2 separate regions of the Homo sapiens genome follow, and region 2 is linked to region 1. The links are chromatin contacts, found by Hi-C or POLR2A ChIA-PET in ENCODE. All regions are on one chromosome and are shown on one strand. The core of a region is the stretch at or near the end of the contact, and the rest is flanking DNA. Distances in the headings are between cores, read along the strand shown.

Evidence for each region. A loop is a pair of places that touch in the nucleus more often than their neighbours do. ChIA-PET counts read pairs that join two places held with the same protein, here RNA polymerase II (POLR2A). Pooled maps may share reads with other maps.
Region 2: a pooled map shows a loop between it and region 1 (1.9-fold over the local background). The contact joins two enhancer-like sites. A Hi-C loop is called at or near these places in 12 of 168 maps with a recorded cell type or tissue (HL-60/S4, adrenal gland, esophagus squamous epithelium and 9 more), 1 of 37 single-sample maps with no recorded cell type and 4 of 50 pooled maps. POLR2A ChIA-PET finds 5 or more read pairs at or near these places in 1 of 52 experiments (H1).

The regions. Positions count from the first base shown.
Region 1 is chr13:77,776,707-77,784,143 of GRCh38, forward strand. No RefSeq gene overlaps it. Among named protein-coding and RNA genes, the nearest start is that of EDNRB-AS1, 39 kb to the right of the region's middle. Within about 2 kb of position 2,950, at least 3 of the 41 ENCODE cell types and tissues checked have a DNase peak (open chromatin) inside an H3K27ac peak, as active enhancers do.
Region 2 is chr13:78,098,204-78,105,640 of GRCh38, forward strand. All of the region lies in intron 1 of OBI1-AS1 (OBI1 antisense RNA 1), which reads left to right. Among named protein-coding and RNA genes, the nearest start is that of OBI1-AS1, 47 kb to the left of the region's middle. RefSeq lists an enhancer at 3,653-4,852. Within about 2 kb of position 4,273, at least 3 of the 41 ENCODE cell types and tissues checked have a DNase peak (open chromatin) inside an H3K27ac peak, as active enhancers do.

The DNA of each region.
Region 1 (7,437 bases), core at 1,700-4,199:
TCTCCGTTGTGGTCTATGTCTGATAGAGGGCAGAAGTGGGCTTGCTTCATGTAGTCACTCTACCTTATAACGCTTCCCTATAGTAAATCCTTCTGGTAGCAACACAAGGCACCAGGGTTTATAACAGCAGGGAGAGAGAATATGTAAAATAGAGCACCAACTAGGTCCCTCGTGCTTCAGACTGAAAGGGACACGTGTCATCTCCTATAACTGTCTATTACCACCACCAGTCACATGACTGCAAAGGAAGCAAGGAAACATAATCTCCTATGTCCAGCAAGGAGGAGAGACCTGGAAATACTGGTGGCCAGTACTCATGTCTACTATAGCTCTCTTGTATGAAGTTCCCTTCACTTTCCCAATATAAACAAGATTTTGGTGAAAACATCATTCATTGATTTCACATATTTTCCTGGAGTTAATAACTGCTTCATTTAACAAAAAAGTCTTAGATTTCTTTGAGCTTGCAGGTATGGTTTTTACATTCTGCATGACTCTGTAAAACACTTCTCTTCCACGTAGTCAAGCTTATCAGATAATCAATCTGTCAATCCTATTTTAATATGAGACTTTCTAATTGTTGTAGAATAGCTACGAAACAGTGCCAAGCTTCACTATTTTTCTTTTTAAATAATATTCAAGGGACTTATTAATAAGTTCAATATTTTGTACTTTCAGATATCTCAATTTTGAAGTGTGTAAGCTTTAATTTGAAGAACAGTTTAAAAAGTATTATGCCTAGGTCTGTCATTACATTGCATAATCAATAAAACAAATATTATATAATATTATAAAATCTTGCCCTTTTTAGGGATGGTGCTCAAATGAATTAAAAGTTTCATGAGTAGAGTCAACACTTTTCTTAATATACTATTTGCTCTTTTAGATCCAGCAGTTAAACTTGAACTTGATCATGCCTTTGTATTTTGCATGTCATTTTTCTTTTTCCTTCTAATAACAAAGTCATTTTGAAAGATAATTGAACTATTATAATGAAAAAGTAACAGTTGTCAAGAACTTAGCAAATGTTGAAAGAGGCATCCTGCAGAAATATTGAAAGTTCATCACTCAAACTAGTGGAAAGTCTCAGCGTTTTTGCAGAGGATAAAGTTATGCTGCATTTTGTTTCACGGTTAATTGTAAAATACAAAATTACATTGTGGAACATTAATTGCATTCGTTTTCTATGGCTGCATAACAAGTTACCACAAATTTAGGGGCTTAGAACAACAAATTTATGATCTTACAGTGTCTGTGGGCCAAAAGTCCAGTTTGGGCTGGACAGGGTTTTCTACTTTGAGTCACAAGGCTGAAATCAAAATGTCAGATGAGCTGCCTTCCTTTTTGAAGCTGGGGGTCGTCTTCCAAGTTCATTCCTATTGTTGGCAGAATTCAGTTCCTTGACCTGTGGGGCTGAGGCCCTTGTTCTGTGGGGGGTCAGCCCAGCGTCCAGCTCAGGTCCTAACAATCACCAACGGTACTTTTTCCCGTGGCCTCTCCTAATGCCCTCTTTTTTTTTTTTTTTTTTTTTTTGAGACGGAGTCTCACTCTGTCCCCCAGGCTGGAGTGCAGTGGCGCGATCTCAGCTCACTGCAAGCTCTGCCTCCCAGGTTGACGCCATTCTCCTGCCTCAGCCTCCCGAGTAGCTGGGACTACAGGCGCCCCCCACCACGCCCGGCTAATTTTTTGTATTTTTAGTAGAGACGGGTTTTCACCGTGGTCTTGATCTCCTGACCTCGTGATCCGCCCGCCTCGGCCTCCCAAAGTGCTGGGATTCCAGGCGTGAGCCCCCGCGCCGGGCCCTCGTGCCCTCTTAACGCTTCACAACTTTCTGGAGAGACCCAGGCCTTTTAGAAATCTGACTTGTGGCCAGGCTCAGTGGCTCACGCCTGTAATCTCAGCACTTTGGGAGGCTGAGGCGGATGGATCACGAGATCAAGAGATTGAGACCATCCTGGCCAACGTGGTGAAACTCCGTCTCTACTAAAAAAATACAAAAATTAGCCAGGCGTGGTGGCGTGCACATGTAGTCCCATCTACTCAGGAGGCTGAGGCAGGAGAATCGCTTGAACCCAGGAGGTGGAGGGTGCAGTGAGCCGAGATCGTCCCACTGCACTCCAGCCTGGGCGAGAGTGAGACTCCGTCTCAAAAAATAAATAAATAAATAAAATAATAATAATAAAATAAAATAAAATAAAATAAATCTGACTCGTTTAGATTTGGCCCACCGGGATACTCTCCATTTTGGTTGATCAAAAAGTCAGCAGATTAGTAACCCAATCATGGGAGTCAAATTCTATCACATGCACCCGTTCAGCCTGCACTTAGGAGGGAGTTACACAAAGCGTGCACACTAAGAGGCAGTGATCTTGGGAGCCACCTTAGAATCCTGCCTACCACACTGTTCCATTATGTTGATGGTTGAATTAACTATCACAGGCCAGCAAATCAAACGAGATACTAGTGAGGAAAGGATCACATGCCACTTCCTAGCTAAGGCATGCATTCACATGATCCCATCAGTCAAGTCTTACATTTCTTATACTTCACGATGACCATATCCTGGTACACACAGGTCATGTTAAGGGTCTGTGGGACCCCTTCTAATGTTTTCTACTTCTTCTTTTCTGTTTTATTTTATATCTTTTTTTAAAAAAATCTGGTTATGACTCACGAAATAGATTTCACAAAATGGATTTTATGATTCATGACAGGAAAAACAGTCTTAATGGAGACAGGTTTCAATTAGTAATCTGGAAACATTTTTCTTTACAGAAAAAACACTAAAATATATTTATGCAAAAAAGTTTTTTCTGAATAAATCAATATGGACTAACTTATAGATGCAAATGGGTACACACCTGGGTAATCTTCAAAATTTATTTAAAATTATTACAAGACAATCAGCAATATCACTACAGTCCTCAGGAGGGCAGCATCTGCTCTAGGTATATTTGAAACTTAAGTGTGCTCAGAAGTTTTCTAGTGACTAGGAATTCCGGTAAGTAAATTACTTAGAGTGTATTAATCTAAGCAAACATTGGTTTATGCTTGGCAATTGAGAATCAGTCCTGTCAAAACCGTAAGTGCTATGATTTTTTTTTGTCTGACCCAAGAGAATTAGTTGAATTCTTTTATTCCTTGCTTCTTTCTGCTTGCATTTTTCCTTTGTCCTGTCTGTCCCTCTCTGGCTTATAGTCTTGCATAGGTGGTCCAAGTAGGGCCCAATAACCATGGCGGCTGAGGACATGACAATCATAAATATTTTCTGCTAATTCAGAGTTGTTGTAAAGTCCCTCTCTTAATTTCCACACTATGTTGACTTCCTGACTTCCTGCTGCATATGCCAACTGGTGGCTCCCTCAGTGCCTCTTTTGTGAACAGACAGGACTCTCTTAACCAGTGCACAAGAGGAAGTGCTGCCCTGCAGATGACTCACCATGTTCTCTTATCTTCAAACTCTCAGGTGCTTGAGAGAGGCTTTTGCTGACCCACAAACACAACAAAATCAAGCTGTCTAATCTGATGTTCTTAGACAGTTAAGCCTTTCTAGGCTTAAATCTAAGTGTGACTATAGAAGGAAATATAGTATATTGAATCTGTTCTTCCCACCTCTGTTCTGGACCCACCATAGTCTCACCCTAAAATCATGGTCTGGGTTGACATCACTCTGTCACTAATCAACAGAAAATTGTCAGGAGGGTCCCACATACTCTAGTTAGACATAGAGCAAATTTCCTGCCCTTTGTTTTACTTACGTCCCTATTGTCACAGGTTATAATACTGGCCCTAAGTGTGTATTTGCTTCAAATAATTATATTTTGGGAGACATTGGGTTGACTGTATCATGTTCCTACACATTTTTTTTTTTGAGACGGAGTTTCACTCTTTTGCCCAGGCTGGAGTGCAGTGGCACGATCTCAGCTCACTGCAACTTCTGCCCCCCAAGGTTCAGGCGATTCTCATACCTCAGCCTCCCGAGTAGCTGGGATCATAGGCGCCCGCCACCACGCCTGGCCAATTTTTGTATTTCCAGTAGAAACGGGGTTTCATCATGTTGGCCAGGCTGGTCTCAAACTCCTGACCTCAGGCGATCCACCTGCCTTGGCCTCCCAAAGTGCTAGGATTACAGGCATGAGCCACTGCACCCGGCCATGTTTCTCCATTTTTTAAGGGCCTGAAGTCTGTTGAGTAGAGCTGCCTATGTGAATTTCATATTTTTTCTTTTTACCCATGTGCTACTTATAGAGTGTTGACACTTGATCTGCCTTCTCTTGCCTTTGGTCCTCTGCATTTGTTGCTTGCTCTGCTCAAAATGCTCTTCCCACAACCCTTTTCTTGTCTCCATTCCCTACTTCCAGAGTCACCTGATACCTCTTCGGGTATATCTTGGCTGTGACTACTATGTCTTATAGCACCTTGACATGGTAGATGCTGATAGATTTGTCTGTCTCCCTCAACAGACTGTGCCCCTTCAAGACCAGGGCTATGTCCTCTTTCTAGAATCTGTCATGGCAACTGACACCTAGTTGACATGCAACAAAACTTTGTGTATGAATTAAATCACAAGTAACTGCTGAGGCTGTTTTTGACCTTGAGTTGATCGACAAGGTACTTGATATAATAGATAAGCTGTCGGTCAACAATATAGGTCTAATATGGGACCAATATAGGTAGAAAGAGGCCAGTATGGTGGTGATGATAGACACATGTAGAATCTGAAGAGGTCTAGAGGGGTGTGGGTTGCAAATACAGCCCAATGCTTTGGTTCCGGGAGGGACAGGTGACAGGCCTTCAGCTTGGCGTGATTTTTTTCTGGTTTCTGGGACTACCAGGAAGGGACAATAGCCCTGTTGGCTACTTAAGTATGGGAGGAAGTGTGAACTCAGTAGAATGGCACTGGGAAACGAGAGAGAACATGCACTCTGTAGCATGGGCTTGACTTGAACCCTGAGTGAAATTTGAAGAGAAGGAGCCTTATATTCTGAAGGAAAGGAGGATTAACACACTGCCTGGTGGACAAAGACCCAAATATAAGTTTGCTAGAGCTCTTTACTCCTGGTTTGGGCTTTACTCCAAAATGCATGCTCCTTTTTTCCTTCTTCTTTTTTTTTTTTTTTTTTTTTTAAATCTCATTATAAAAACCCCAAATCCTCTTAGAAAGTTATTATAACCATTCAGCACCACACCCCTCCCTTCTCACACATGCTCTCAGGTCCCTTAACCTTAAGAGGCAACCCCAAACACTCATCTCCCCCACTGCTCAGGGACTGGCTTCCAGCAGCCCAGCTGGACCAAGCTCATTATCACTTCTTTCCCAGAAGTGACCCCTGCCAACAGGGTTGCTGTGCTTGAGTGCCTCAGCAACTCCAGAAGCAAGACTGTCATTTCAGTGCTTGAAAAGGAAATAGGCCTATGTGTAGAGAAAAGCAGTTTAGGATTTCACAGACCAGAAACATAGCATGGCAAGTTTCTATATTTTAAAATCCCAGAATCAACCATTTTAAATCACAGTTTGGAGATAACTTCAAAACCTCTCTTATTTCTAAATACCAGAAATGAGCACATTTTAGAACTTGGATAGCTTCTCTCCTGTGAATGCAGATATTCTCCCTTTGGTTATGGAATAGCAAACCCTTAGAGAATAAGAAAACTCAGATAGCTAACAGATGAAAGCTGAGTTGCTTTCCTGATATTATAGAGTATACTGCAGTTGATGAAAATACAAAGTTTTTGTAATTCAGAACAAGTGTTTGAGGAAGGTGGTTCATTTTGGGTGCGTAGGTACACATGAGCACAAGGGGTGAGTTGAGCGTTTCTCCTTTAAACATTTTTTTTAAATTGATAAGTGGACCCTAATCAAGCTGAAGAGCTTCTATAGAGAAAGAGAGCTATCAAAGATGTAAACAGACAACCTAAAGATTGGGAGAAAATATTCACAAACTATGCATCCAACTAAGGTCTAATATCCAGAATCTATAAGGAACTTAAACAAATCAGGAAGCAAAAACCAAGTAATCCCATTAAAAATTGGGCAAAGAACATGAACAGAGACTTCTCAAAAAAAGATGTGTAAGTGGTCAACAAACATGAAAAAGTGCTCATCATCGCTAGTCCTCAGAGAAAGGCAAATCGAAACCACGAGATACATCTCATGCCAGTAAGAATAGCTGTTATTTAAAAGTCACAAAATAATAGATGCTGGCCGAAGAGGCTGCAGAGAAAAGGGAATGCTTATAACACTGCTGGTGGGAATGTAAATTAGTTTAGCTGCTGTGGACAGTGATCTAGGGATTTCTCAAAATAAGAGTTGAACTACCATTTGACCCAGCAATCCCATTACTGGGTATATATCCAAAGGAAAATAAATTGCTCTACCAAAAGGACACATACACCCGTATGTTCATCACAGTGCTATTCACAATAGTGAAAACATGGAATCAACCCAAGTGCCCATCAATGGTGGACTGAAGAAAGAAAGCATATACACCGTAGAATACTATGCAGCCATAAAAAACGATAAAATCATGTCTTTCGTGAAACATGGTTGCAGCTAGACACCATTATTCTAAGTGAACTGATGCCGAAACAGAAAATAAAATATCGCATGGTCTTGCTTAAAAGTGGGAGTTTAACACTGGATACTCACGGACATAAAGATGGCAGCAAAGGACACTGAGGAGCATTAGAGGAGAAGGAGAGGGAGGAGGGCAAGGGCTGAAAAATCTACCTCTTGTGTACTGTGCTCATTACCAGGGTGATGGGTTCATTCATACCCCAAACCTTACCTTCATTCAATATACCCATGTTATAGACCGGCACATATACTCCCTGATCCTAAAACAAAAGTTGAAAAATAAAACAATAAAAATAATTTAAAAATTTTGTTTTTCATTAATATTCCCCAAAAGAAGAGAGTATCAAAATAAGTACCTAAAACTCAAAACGTATGTATGATGTATGAAAAGATACAAGAGGTATTTTTCATAATAGCAAAAAATAGGAAATAAACCAGATGAGAATCAAAATGATTCTCAAAATTATCAAAATAAATCAAATGAGAATCAAAAGGAATACGGGTAAAGAAACCACGGTACCTAGTGGAAGACCATGTGGTAATTAAACTGAATGAGCTAAGTTATGTGGAACAGCATAGAAAAATCTTGAAAACATAATTCTAAATGAAGAAAACAAGTGAAAAAGGATATGTTCAAAATGATAGCACTTATGCAAATGTTAATATTGAAACAAAATTAAAAAATCATATAAACTGTATGCAATTATAATACAACTGAAAATTCCAAGAAAACTAAACCTCAAATTTCAAATAATGATTTTTCAGAGAGTTGGGGGGAAGATGAGGGATTGGGCTTGTAGTTGCAACTATAATATCATCTTTGTTTTTAAAAATTCTGGAGTCAATAGAGAAAGATGTTA
Region 2 (7,437 bases), core at 3,023-5,522, 320 kb after region 1:
AACATATGCAAACAATAAATCAATAAATGTGACTCATCACATAAACAGAACTAAAAACAAAAGCCACCTAATTGTCTCAATAGATGCAGAAAAGGCTTTTGATAATGTTCAGTATCCTCTCATGTTAAAAACCGTCAACAAACTAGCCATTGAATGAACAACTCTCAAAATAATAAGAACCGTTTATGAAAAACCCAAAGATAACATCATGCTGAACAGGCAAAAGCTGCAGGCATTTCCTTTGTGAACTGGAACAGGACAAGAATGCCCTCTCTCACCACTCCTATTCAACATAGTCCTAGCCAGACCAATCAGGGAAGAGAAAGAAATAAAAAGCATCCAAATGGGAAGAGAGGAAGTCAAACTATCTCTGTTTGCAGATGATATGATTTTATACCTAGAAAATCCCATAGTCTCTGCCCAAAAGCTGCTCGATCTGATGAACAACTTCAGCAAAGTTTGAGGATACAAAAGAAATGTACACAAATCAGTAGTATTTCTATACACCAACAACATCCAAGCTAGATGCCAAATCAAGAATGCAATCCCATTCACAACAGCCACAACAACAATAAAAAATACCTAGGAATATATTAACCAAGGAGATGAAAGACCTCTACAATGAGAATAACACAACACTGCTGAAAGAAATCAGAGATGACATAAACAAGCAGAAAAATATTTCATGCTCATGAATAGAAAGAACCAATATTGTTAAAATGGCCATACTGCCCAAAGCAATTTACAGATTCAATGCTATTCCTTTCAAACTACCAATGACATTCTTTATAGAATTAGAAAAAAAAAACTATTCTAAAATTCATATAGAACCAAAAAAAGACCCTGAATAGCCAAAGAAATCCTAAGCAAGAAGAAAAAACCTGGAGACATTACATTACCAGAGTTGAAACTATACTACAAGGCTATAGTAACCAAAATAGCATGGTACTGGTACAAAAACAGACACATGGATGAATGGAACAGAATAGAAAGCCCAGAAATAAAGCTGCACACCTGCAACCATCTGATATCTGACAAAGTTGACAAAAACAAGCAATGGAAAAAGGACTTTCTATTTAATAAACAGTGCTAGGATAACTGGCTAGCCATATGCAGAAGATTGAAATTGAACCCCTTCCTTATACCATATACAAAAATCAACCCAAGATGGATTAAGACTTAAATGCAAAACCTAAAACTGTGAAAACCCTTGAAGGAAACCTAGGAAATACCCTTTAATTTTCTTTAAGATTTATAGTATATAATTTGGCCAAACTCTTAAAGGCCTTCAAATCTCAAGTCTCAGTTCCCTACTATCTTAACCAATTTCCTTCTGGAAATAGATTGAAGTCATCTATAAAGAGTTCACACAGAATCAGTCCATTAAAATAAAGATAAAAACCACAAGTTGTATAATAAAGGCAGAGGAAAATGGGAAAGAAAGTATTACTTTTTAAAAAATCAAAGTCTTTTGGGGGAGTGGGTTGGTAAAATTGAAAAAATAATCTCAGCTTTCTTGTATATTTAGCAAAAAGGACACTGTGATGGATTATATTAACTTCTACAGTGAAATAAAAGTGAATACTACTAGTAGATCATTAGGACAGAGAAACTTTATGCTAGGACTAAATTCTGAGAACAATTTACTGTGTGGCTCTTAACTAGTGATCTTTAACAATAAAATTAATTTTTACAATTATGTGTTTATAGAAACTGCACATTGTAAACCATGTGGCTGGTTAAAAAAATAATAATCAAAACCAGAACAAAAACAAAATACTGATATACATATATATGTATATCCAAACACCATGTTATGTACCTTAAATATATATAATAAAAATAAATTTAAAAACAAATAAAAATTCCCCAAAACTAAAGAGGCTTAAGTAAATAATAAGCCCATTACATCGAGTTCTGGTCCAGGAGATTTTTGACATTGTAGGTAAAGAGTATTTAGACCACATCACAGACTCAGGGTATCAGGCTGTCTGGTCGTAAACTTGAACTCACATCTAAACATTCCATGCCAGCCTCTGCAGTCAGGCAGACGTCCTGATCTACCTCTCTGCCTAGAGGTGTAGGTCCAGAGTGGATCTAACTGAGTTCCTTGCTCTGCCACTTGCTGGCTATGTGATCTTGAAAAACTTGCTTAATTTTTTCTGAGTCTTTGTTGCCTCATCTGTATGGACATGGAAATAATTGCATTATATACCTCAGAAATTGGTGAGGATTGATGTAATTTATACCTATACAGTTCACAAAACAGTGCCAAGTACATCATGAACATTCAGCAAGTGTTTTCCATTATCATCTCGTCTGTATTAGCGCTGTGTGGAAGAATCTTTATTAACCTTTATATGATTAAACAAATACCCTAGAGAAAGAGCCTGCTCACCAAAACATATGTTCTCCTTTTCTGTCTAAGCGTCAGCTGAACCCTGTTTCCCAGTTCTGTCTGAGACTCTGTTGGCCAATAAAATGTGAGAGGGAGTGGCATGTGCCATTTCAGGCCTGACTCATTAAAATCCTCCCACATGTGCTCTTCCGTGTTCCTGGCCCTCTGGAATGCTGATGGCAGAGAACATGGAAGCCACATGTGAAAGATGGCAGAAACTCTGTCAACCTGGCCACCACACCCAACTGTTTGGCTACCTGATTAGTTGTGTCAGGTTGCAAGAAACCAGCTACTGTTGGATAAGTTCCACAATGCATGCCTTGGGTCTGCTATAAGCAGTTTATACAACACTGATGTTGTGGTGAAGAGCTTTAAAAATCGTGCAAGTGAAAAACATCTCAATCCAAGTAAATGCCTCTGTCTTGGGGTATTTGTCCATTTGTCCTCTATTTTGGGCCTTACATATAAATCCTATTTGTTTGCTCTGTTCATGACATCTCTATATGCATGGCAAGGCTCTCCTACTTAGTGATCTGATCGGATTCCAGCTGTATCTTAGTTTTAATTCTATTAAATATGATCACCTATCATTTTTGGTTTAATCCCAGGACTCTTCAAAGCAAAATGGCATTTGCTGCCTAGCCTCAGTTTTATGTAAGAGCATCTCAAACACCAAACACTACCTCCAAAATTTGTTTAGCATTTTTCAAATGATTTGATGACAACAGAGGCATGCATATGTTTGTGACTTTCCTAAGTCATATAGCACAAGGCTGGCTGAACTCAATAAAATGTAAGTTCATAGATTAATTGAGCAAAGTCTACCCTACTCACACCTGCCAGAGCTGAAGTAAGGCATTCTCCTGGGTAACAGAGGAAGATCATAGGTTGGAAAAGGCAAGTATTCCTGAGGGATCACTACTCTTTCTTCTTGGAAGGAAACTTATCTGCTTATCCATGTCCCTTGATTTTCTGCTTTGTTCATTCAACAGGCCTGGCTTTATTTGAGGTGATAGGAGAATCAAGATGTATCATTGCACACAACATTCTCAGGAGAGTCACCAATGCACCTGCCCTTTTTGTGTTTTTACTGAGGAAGCTCTGCATAAGCCACTTTATGGAGCATTCCTGTTTGGGACTGGAATTTTGGAATAAGAAAAAATATATAAGACAAGACCTCAGAAGCACATGGAGTGGGCAAAATTCAGTTCCAATGTAGGAAAAAAACAAAAACAACCTTTGGTCAGGGTCAGAAGTGGATCTTTTCTTTTTTTTTTTTTTTTTTTTTTTTTTGAGACGGAGTCTCGCTCTGTCGCCCAGGCCGGACTGCGGACTGCAGTGGCGCAATCTCGGCTCACTGCAAGCTCCGCTTCCCGGGTTCACGCCATTCTCCTGCCTCAGCCTCCCCAGTAGCTGGGACTACAGGCGCCCGCCACCGCGCCCGGCTAATTTTTTGTATTTTTAGTAGAGACGGGGTTTCACCTTGTTAGCCAGGATGGTCTCGATCTCCTGACCTCATGATCCACCCGCCTCGGCCTCCCAAAGTGGCCCTAGGACTGTTTCTACTAACGACTCAGTCCAACCTGGAATGGGGTGAATTCTGCACCCTCACTGGGGACTCTGGGATTGCTGGAGTGGTCTCAACATGATAATATCTTGGTCAATAGAAGCTTGTTCCATTGCCAGTGCTTTATGCAAGATGAACCAGCACTAGCAGCCAAAGAAAGTAAAGATTGAGCAACAGCCCCTTTCCTTTTCTGTCCCAACTTCCCTTCAGAGCAGCTGCATCCAAGTCCCAGCAGATGTTAGTGTATGTGGGATGACCTTGCAGATGGCTGCATCAGGGCAAATTTCTGAGTTCATGAGTTTCTCTCTCTGTCCCTTCCCTCTCCATCCCTGGTAGCTGACGGTGCTGGAGAGAAAGAGAAGTTTTCAGTGGTAAGGGCAAAACAAGAAACAAGTCATGAGTTTGCTATTTTTGGATGAGTTATTGCTGCATCACACATTGTTCTTAGTAGTCTCAGTATGACACAGCAATTTTTCATCACTTAAATGCAGTTTTAGAATTTTTAATAACACTTTAAATTGCTAATCATAAGACTGAAACTTGATGTCTTCTAATCCGGCAAAATACATTAGTCACTTACCAGCTCTGTAGTAGCTTTTTAAAAAATTCAGGATCTTGGTCATGAGGGCTTAGGATCCAAATCAATTGCTATATAAATCCTTTTGGAAATGTATTCAGTGCTATAACTACACGTGCACTACCATATTCTAGTATTGTCTTTTTAGTTCCAAAATTTAGTTGTTATAGAAATCAAAGATAGTTGTTCCCAGAGTGTCCAAACCATCTAGGCCAACTGTAATTGAAGAAAGACAATATTGTTTGCAGTCTCAGTATGAATGTGGATTCCTTCTCAAATAATCATTTGCGCTTACCTCTTGGGCTTTGTCTGAAGAAAATAAAAGCAATATCACAAAGTATGCTGTACAAACATGTGCATCTCAACATTGTTTAAAATAGGACTCATTGGAAAAAATCTAAGTACCCTACAATGTAATACTGGTTAAAAGAATTAGATTCATAAAATGGGATGCACGGGACCAATTTGAAACAATATTTACTGATATGAAATCATACTTTAAAAGCACCTTAAAGGAAGAGAATAATAGCAAACCAAAACTATATAATTAATTTGTCAAAATAACATATACATACATAGAAAGTTTATTAACATATAATTATATATTCATTAAAAGTCATCTATATTATCATAGAAAAATACTATCTCTACCTTAACAATAATGATTACTTCATGGTAGAATTACAGACTTTTTTTTCTTACATGTGGCATGTGTGTGTGTTTATGGATATGTATTGCTTGTGTCATAATAATAGAGTTATATTAAAATATTATAGATTTTAGGGTAAAAGGGCAGAATAAAGCCAGAGTACAGAAGTCCTCTCACCCAGTAGGTAATACAGTGAATCAAATATTATATAAATAAGTGAAAGTGTTACAAAGTTCACCCAACAACAAAACAAGAAAAGAGGAGGAACCACATGTCACCAAGTTCAAAATGTGGTGATCGAGGCAAACTGTCTGGCATGGAGCTGAATATGGAGACTCCTATCTTTACTCCCATATTACAGTAGCAGAATTGGAGAGATAAAATGCTCAGTGTTCTTATTTAAAATTGTACCTACCACCACCAGGTTAGAAAGGAGCATGCAAGCTGAAGCTGAGAGGATAAGAGAGTTCTTCCAGGATGAGTCAAGGAAAAATCCAGTAGAGAAAAGGCCACACCAACAGAGGCAATAGAAATGGACCAGAGAAAATCCTCTGGAGAGGACTGACATTTTCCAGGACTTCCTGATGAATTTCAGAAAAAATTCAAAGTCCCAGTAGATTCTCTTTTAGGACTAAAATTCTTTCCCAAATAAGTGAAGTGACCTCCTCTGAGGGACGCACATAGACTCTAATGAGCTCTTCCCCACTTCCATTTTCCTCCTACAGACACTTAACCACTGCCATCAGGTTACAGAAAAGTGGATGAAACAGCTAATTTGAGCCTTCAAGGGGGCCAAGTGGCTGAAAGAAATAGATTTGCATGAGTTACTCATCTCAACCAGAAAGAAAATGCAAAGAATTGGCGTGGAAATTGTGACAATATACCACATTTAAAAAATAAAAATCCCTTAAGACTAGTTCTGGAAGGAAACATACCACAAGGAACAAATGAAATTTCCTTTCAAATTCAGCCCACAATAAAAGAGTTTAGTTATTATTATAAGTTGACTAATACAAGAAATCATTGGTGAATTAAGAATGCAAATAACATTATTACAGAAACAGTATCTTAAAAATAACACCCAGGGACAGAATAAATGGTTGAATATCAAATTACTTTTCCAGAGAGACTTGAGATAATTAGAGGAATTGCTAAGAAAAAGTCAATAAAAATTATGGAGATAATAATAAAATTTGATTTCAAAGATAGTCCAAAATAAATCAATAAAAATGTAATTGGACATTTAAAAATAATTAAAAGGGTATAACTGGATAGTTTGTAAAACGAAGGATAAATGCTTGAGGCAATGGATACCCCATTCACCCTGAGGTGATTTTACACATTATATGACTATATCAAGGTATCTCATGTAGCTCATAAATACATACACCTATGTCTCCACAAAAATTAAAAATTAAACAAAAATGAAAACCAGTGTCCATGAAACAGGAAATTCAGTAAGTAAAACAGAAAAAGTATTGAAAGGAATAATGGAATAACACTTTTTTCTGAAACATATATTGACATCTAGAGTTTTTAATGAAGGGTAGTGTGTTTAAGGAAACACATTATCATCATCATCATCAAGCAACCAACACTGAAAAATAGCACGTTTAACTTGTTGAACTTCAAGAATAGAGGAGTAAATTTTCAGGTAACAGAAAAGAAAGCCACGTCTAAGGTGTAAAAACAAAATATGTTGGGGTTTGGTTTCTTAATGCTAACATTAAATGCCAGAAAACAATGGAAAATTCTACCCCTTGGTCTCTGGCCATGAACCTCCCACAGAAAAATGATGATATTTGTTATAACATTTACATTTGGTGCAGCATTTATGGCATGTATATAGCAATAGCACCAACACAAATATGCCTAACATTTGGAGAAGCCAGTACGGGGATAGATTTAAAGAAACAACTGATTTGTCCTGTAAACCCATTATGCACTTTTTTATATCCTTGTGTTAATTTTATTATTCTTTCCCCCCTTGACCTACTGTTATTTGTGTCTTATGATAAGCTTGTGAAGAACTGTTTAACACAGAATTCAGAGGATGATTAGCCAGATCCAGTTCTTCCTCAGGCTAGTAGTTATTGTGCATAAAATAAAAATGGTAATACATAAGCTGTATGTCCTGAAGGAGCTTTAAGTCAATCTCCCAATACATTTTATAATCAATATTAGTATTGTCATAAGTCTTATTACTTAGTGTAATTGAATCTTACCAACAATGCCAGTATTACACA